Regions from separate parts of the Mus musculus genome. Here region 2 is linked to region 1. The links are chromatin contacts, found by POLR2A ChIA-PET in ENCODE. All regions are on one chromosome and are shown on one strand. The core of a region is the stretch at or near the end of the contact, and the rest is flanking DNA. Distances in the headings are between cores, read along the strand shown. Region 1 holds the start of Kdm6b (KDM1 lysine (K)-specific demethylase 6B). Region 2 overlaps Dnah2 (dynein, axonemal, heavy chain 2).

Evidence for each region. ChIA-PET counts read pairs that join two places held with the same protein, here RNA polymerase II (POLR2A).
Region 2: POLR2A ChIA-PET joins it to region 1 with 12 read pairs in embryonic stem cell. The contact joins the enhancer-like site here to the promoter of Kdm6b in region 1. POLR2A ChIA-PET finds 5 or more read pairs at or near these places in 4 of 5 experiments (Patski and embryonic stem cell).

What each region holds. Positions count from the first base shown.
Region 1 is chr11:69,414,538-69,417,629 of GRCm38, forward strand. It overlaps Kdm6b (KDM1 lysine (K)-specific demethylase 6B), which reads right to left and starts at 1,657. Exons shown (of 24, transcript NM_001017426.2): 1 at 1,480-1,657. Gm51903 (a long non-coding RNA gene) reads left to right here and starts at 976. Exons shown (of 2, transcript XR_003949708.1): 1 at 976-1,247.
Region 2 is chr11:69,450,789-69,453,880 of GRCm38, forward strand. It overlaps Dnah2 (dynein, axonemal, heavy chain 2), which reads right to left. Exons shown (of 86, transcript NM_001081330.1): 53 at 2,988-3,092; 54 at 2,373-2,540; 55 at 2,030-2,190; 56 at 1,619-1,758; 57 at 434-566; 58 at 211-350. Among named protein-coding and RNA genes, the nearest start is that of Kdm6b, 36 kb to the left of the region's middle. Within about 2 kb of position 1,468, at least 1 of the 3 ENCODE cell types and tissues checked has a DNase peak (open chromatin) inside an H3K27ac peak, as active enhancers do.

The DNA.
Region 1 (3,092 bases), core at 407-2,906:
TGGCCTCCATGATGCAATGCACTGCAAGCTTTTGTGCCTGCTGATGACACTGCCCCCAGGGAAGTGTTATTTCTGACCTAAGCAAGGCCCTTAAGGAACAGTGGTCAGCAGCGAGCTGAGAAAACTGGATTGGCTAGGACCTTCTGGAGAAAAGATGCTAGAGGCTGGACCCTTCTGGACAGGGAAGCAAATTCAGGACTAAGGTGCTTACCCAGCAGTTGATAGAATTTGTGGCTACGGGGTAGGCTAGCCTATAGAGGGGGGGAGGGTTGCAGGCCAGACCAAGGGGGTCAGAAGGGTATGTGATGGGTGTCTGGACACCAGAGTGGGGGAGGGCCAACAGCCATTTAAAGGGCCAACCTCAGAACTTTAATCCCTTACCAGCCTTGGCCCCAAGCAGGAGGCTGTAATTCATCTGCCCAACAGCTGGGGTGGGGGTGGGGGGGCATGTGCATGAGGAGGAGGGGCTGGGGCCTTCTTGTGCAAAGAACCAAACAACAAAAGGGGAAGCTGAAGGGGCCAGCTCTAAAGTACCCAGGTCACCCTACTGACCTGCGGATCTGCCAGTGGCCCCCACCTGGTTCTGGCCCACAGGTTCTGTAGTTCAGACTCACAGATTCTTGGTCATGGAGTCAAAGGGCTCACCCATGGGGTTCTGAAGAAAGCCTAGACTGAGCACCCTCAGGGCAGGCTGTCAACCCCTTCTTGCACTTTTCCAGCCACAGTAACTGGACTGGAGACCTGAGGCCCAGTCCCAGACAGCCTCAAATGCCCTGCTCACCAGCCAAGCCTCTGTAGACATAGCCTGCCAGCTCCCCCTCCTGCCAGCACAGGGTGGCAGTGGCCACACCAAGGCTGTCCCTTTAAATCATTTCCACCCCTGACGGTGTGGACAAACCAAGGGCCCTGCCCCCCAGGCAGGCAGCTTGCCACCACCCCACCCCCTAACCCCCAGATATGTAAGGGCCATTTAAAGGGACATCAGAGAGGCAGCCTGGTCTCTAACAAATCCCCACCCCCTCCTCACACACTCACTGTCCCTGTCTCCAGCAACACACAGCCCCCCTGCCTCTCCATCAGGCCCCAAATTCCGGTTTTCTCTCACCCCTAGAGACTGCTACGAGGAGAATGGGGCAAGGGAGACTGGGGGGAGCCATTAAAGAATAAGGACTCCCTCCTTCCTCAGAGCCCCATGAGACTGGTCGGAAGAAGCCAGCCTAAGAAACATTGAGACAGAACCCCAAAAGGTGCCTCGGGCAGAACAGGGGAGCACACACTGTGGGGTGGGGGGAAGGGAGTCAGGCTGCACGAGACGGAGGGTGGCGGAGCCAGCAGGCGACAAGCCCAACTCGCAGAAATGGAACAAGGAGGGCTGGGGGGGAAAGGCAAGGCCCGGGAAATCGGGGAGACGGAAAGGGGTCGTCCGGGAGGGTGTGGAAGAAAATCAGACAGGGGGAGGGAGAGCCAGGCCAGGGTTACCTGCTGGGTGTCTGTCCCCCGGCGGTGCCCCCAGAGTCCGGGTAGGGAGGGGGAAGCAGCAGGGGGGGGAGTGGGGGCTGGGGGGCGGGGGAGACGGTCCCTCCTCTGCCTCCTGGGCCTGCCCCGGCGCTTGCAGCCTCTGCCTCCCTCCCTCCTCCTCCCCGTCCCTGAGTCCCGGAGTCAAACAAAGAACTGTAGCAGGCTCTCCCCAACCCCCTCCCTCCCTCCTCCTCCTCCTCGTCCTCCTCCTCCTCCTCCACCTCCTCCTCCTCCCCTCCCTCCCCACCAGCAGGCTCCCTCCTCCTCCCTTCCGGTCTCTTCCTTTAACTACCCGCTCCCCCAGCCTCCCCCCACTAGTCTCTCTCCACCCACCCACCCACCCCAACCTTTTACACACCCCTTTAGCCTAGCCATGTCCCCGCTAGGGAAACTGTGGAGTCCCTTTGCAAAATGAAAGGCTCCAGAGAGCAACATGGGAGGGAACCAGAGTATCGCTTGAAAATCACAAGCTACAACGTAATTATTTTAACAGCCAAAGGAATATAGTCTTAGCTATTTTTTTTTAAGGAGGGGAAAAATAAACCTAAAGAAAGCAATACAAATCTGGCTAAAGCCCACATCAAATAAGGTACATAAAGTAGTCGATGCTAATCCCTGACACCCCCCCCCCACACACACACACACACACAACACACACTCCAGGTAGCAGAATTCTCCACTCTTTAACCAATCCCCTGTGAGGGCTACTTTAGAAACAGGTCCACCCACTATAATAACTAACAACATTTAATAATATGTATTTTCTGATACTCATTCGGTATTAATTTTATACCAACCACTGTGCTAAATGCTTTGCATAAATTATTTCACTGCCCCCTCCCATCAGCTAGAAGGTAGGTATTGATATTTAAATGTCCCAGATTGCAGATAGGAGGTTCTGCAAGGTTGTGACTTTTCCCGAGTCCCATTTAGTGGCAGAGCTGGGGTTAGAATCCAGGTTTGAGCCGACAATCCACATTCTTAGGCACAAGAAAGGAGACTCTGTAATACCATCACCAACTCCAAGATTTAACAGAGGGCAGCCATAACTATCACTGGACTTCTCTCTCAAAAGTGGGCAATACCAGAAGCTGATCCACCTACCTACACAGATAAAGACCTTGACTTTTCAGCCTAACTCTTTCTCCTCAGTTTGGTAAGAGGAGGTGACGGGAGTCGCAGGGATGGGCTGGTGTGTATACCCACATACAGCTCCTCTCTTAGGGGCAGCTGTCTTGCAACTACACCCACTTCAGCTCAAGCTGGGAAAGGGGCAACCTGACACTGGGCCATGCAGCAGGTGGGAAACTAAAAAGACTTCAGGAGACACTTCCAAGGGCGCGCGGGAGGGAGTACGGGGGGTGGTAGTGGTAGTGGGGACTGGAGAGGAAGTTTTTCCATGGCAATCTAGGAAAAAGAAGGGGGGGGAAGACCCAGAATTCTCTCAAGCCAGCAAAGGGGCAAAGTCTTTCAGGCCACACCACACCCGCGCCCCTCCCCCTTCACGAAACTCCAGGCCAGGGTTTCCCACCTGCAGGATGCTAATGCCAAGGGAAAGGAAAGGAGAAAGAGAT
Region 2 (3,092 bases), core at 218-2,717, 36 kb after region 1:
AAAGGCCTTCTCAACAGGAGTGAGTTCCTCTTCTAATTCACTTCTGGGAATAACTAAGACCCTCGGTGCCCCTCCACCCCCCACAGTGCCCACAACCTCCAGCCTGTCCCCTGAGCCAGATCCTGGATATTTTCCAGGCCATCACTTTACCAATCAGCATCTTCGAAAGACACCAACACCCCAGCCCTCCGGGTCTCTTGGCTTTCGTACTTTTTATATCCAGACACGAGCTCCAGGTAGTTTGTGGGTGTGACATAGTTGTATCTCCGCAGTTCCAACAGCATCTTCTGGGAATACTGAGCCACTGACCAGTGCATGGTGACAAAGATTTGGGCCACTTTCCTGTGGATCTGAAGCCAATAATACAGAATGGGAGGTCAGGGTATGGAGCAGCAATGAGGGGGAGTGTGGCTGTGTCAGAGGAAAGGCTCACATTCTCCTGTGTCCCCAAGTCCACTCCTATAATGTACTTCTCAGCCACCTCTAGCAAGGCCTCTCGGGGCCACTCTGAGAACCAGTTGATGGTTGTACAGTTTACTAAGGCTGGGTACTGGCGAATCCAATTCCTAGGAGGAAGTCAAGGAGAGTTAAGTCTACTCACAATGCCCTTAGCTTTCTAGCAACACATGCCCCATCCGCTTTGCGGTGACCCAAAGGCCCTGTCCTCTTCCTATCGGCTCCTCCCTCCAGATTTACCTCCTCAGAGATAGATAGCTCTGCATAACATTGAGAAATGGTCTCAGATCCACATTTTTCTAGATGTTGATCTTGAGCCAGGAGAATCTAACACTCTCAAACCCCAGCTTCCTCATCTCTAGCAGGAGATTGACAGTCTATGCTAAGGTTGTTAGGAATTTGGTAAGGTGACCCAAGAAGAATGCCCTACACGGCACCTGACTGTGCTAAGTAAAATATACTAGACACCATAAATAAAAACATAAGCAAAACGGCAACCCACGTTGCCTCTCCATCTGCTCTGCCCACGTCCCATTAAGACAGGGCATCACATATGCAGATACTATATGCAGTCACCCTGGCTACTCTCATGCTTGCTATGTAGCCGGGACTGGTCTCAGATTTGCACCAGTCCTCTCGCTTTGCCCGCCTATGTCCTGAGGTCATAGGTGTGTACTGCCACACTAGGCCTCTTCCTTCAGGTTTCCGTGGTCCTGAAATATCTAGTCATACTGAGAATGGGTTAAAAAAAATTTTTTTTTTTTTGGTGTACACATACTGTTAATTCTATTCATCTTATTAAAAAGAGAAAAGGAAACTTGTCATATGCTACAATATAGATGAACCTCAAGGACATCATAGAGTGAAGGAAGTGCGTCACAAAAGGACAAACACCGCACCGTTCATGCACAAGGCCATCAAAGGCCATCAGAGACAGATGGAAAGCAGGAAGGTCGTTTCTGGAAGCTGGGGGAGGGGAGTTGTTCTTTACTGGGAAAAGACTTTGAGTCTGGGAGGATGAAAAGGCTGTTCCAGAACAATGTGGGTAACGCCCCTAAACTGTGGAGGAAGTCACATGGGACGCACTAACTTCCAAAGAACACAGAAAGCCAAAAGCCGAGGCGGGAGCCTGTGGGGAGCCGGCCAACCGAGGAAGCATCACCTGAAGGGGTCTCCCACGGGACTTAGACAGAGCACAATGTGCAGGTTGTTCCGCACGCGCTCGATGAGGTATGCAAAGAGGCTGTCCGAGGATTCTGGTATCTGTTCTGCCCGGGCCTGGTCTATGATATGGTTCTGGATCTGTTCAGAAACCACACTGTATCAGAGGACTGAAGTTCTCACCACAGTCTCAGCGGGAAAGCAGGTTAGGCTGGCAGACTGGAGTGGGAGTTAAAGCAACCCCGCCCGCCCAGTGAGGCCTCTCAGGGGATGACTGATGAGAAACAGGCTTCAGCCCACAGGGACTGATCTGGGAGGCTGGGGATGCTACAGAAACAGATGTGGAATCTGTGGGGTGCTGGTGGTTAGCTAGGAAAACCAAAGAACCAACTCAGAACTGAAGGAACTTCACCTCTTCAAATTCGTCAGACTTGTAGAGATTGGGGACTTCGCCCGAGCTAAGGATGTTGTTGATGTCTTCCAGGAAGGATTCGTCAGCTATCTGGGTGTCCACGAAAAGGAAAGACGTGGTCTGGAGTTCTACCCCTGCCTGTCGATACAAGCGCTTGATATCTGGCCAAACAAGTGAAGGGCGAAGGAAAAGACTTACTTGCGACTCCCCATCCTGAGCCTCTCAGTTGGAGGACCCTCCCACAGCCATAAGCACTCCCAGAACACAAAGGCCAGGGCCAGTAACTCAAGCAGCTTATCTTTCATCCTGAAACCTCTGCGCATGGTCAGGAACCCAGCCTTACCGTCTCGGAACTCCTGTTTGCGGTAGTGCTTGGTGACCTCGATCTGGAACGTGTTATAATCGCAGATGGAAGACGCCAAGCGGGCCAGACTCTGCCTCCCGCTGCCCCCGATCCCCACCAGCAACATGTTGCCTCGGGGCTGTCCGATCACACGCACGATCCGAGTGACTGGGGAGCGGGGTGAGGGTAACGCACTGGGTTTATAAATCCAAGCAATTTCTAGGCCCCGGGCTAGGGATCAAAACCTCTGAGGCTGAATTAGAGAAGTCAAGAAGTAAGAGTGGAGAGGGTGGTGCCTAAGGCTCTGATGGCAACTCAGCACTTAACCTACACCTTGCCCATTTAACACTCTTGTGGATAGGTGTGGTGCTGTAGGCCTGTAATCTCAGGGAAAGGCAGAGGGTCACAAGTTTAAGACCGGTTTGCTTTAACCGGCGATATGCTTGCTGGCTAGGGCTACACAGCAAGACCCTGTCTCAAAACCAAATGAATAAATAAATAAGCCACACTGGTCGGACCTGAAAGGAAAACGATGTCTAGAACTTGATTTGGGAGTGGCCTTCGAGGGGAAACCAAGGTTGGAAAATAGAAGGGCAGGAGGCAGCGAGCGCTCACTGTGTTCAATGGCCTCTCGGAAGAGCACCAGCTGCATTGGCACAACCGAAGGAGACAGATTGTACTCATTCAGGGCCGTCTCCATGGCTGTCTTCAATACTGTCA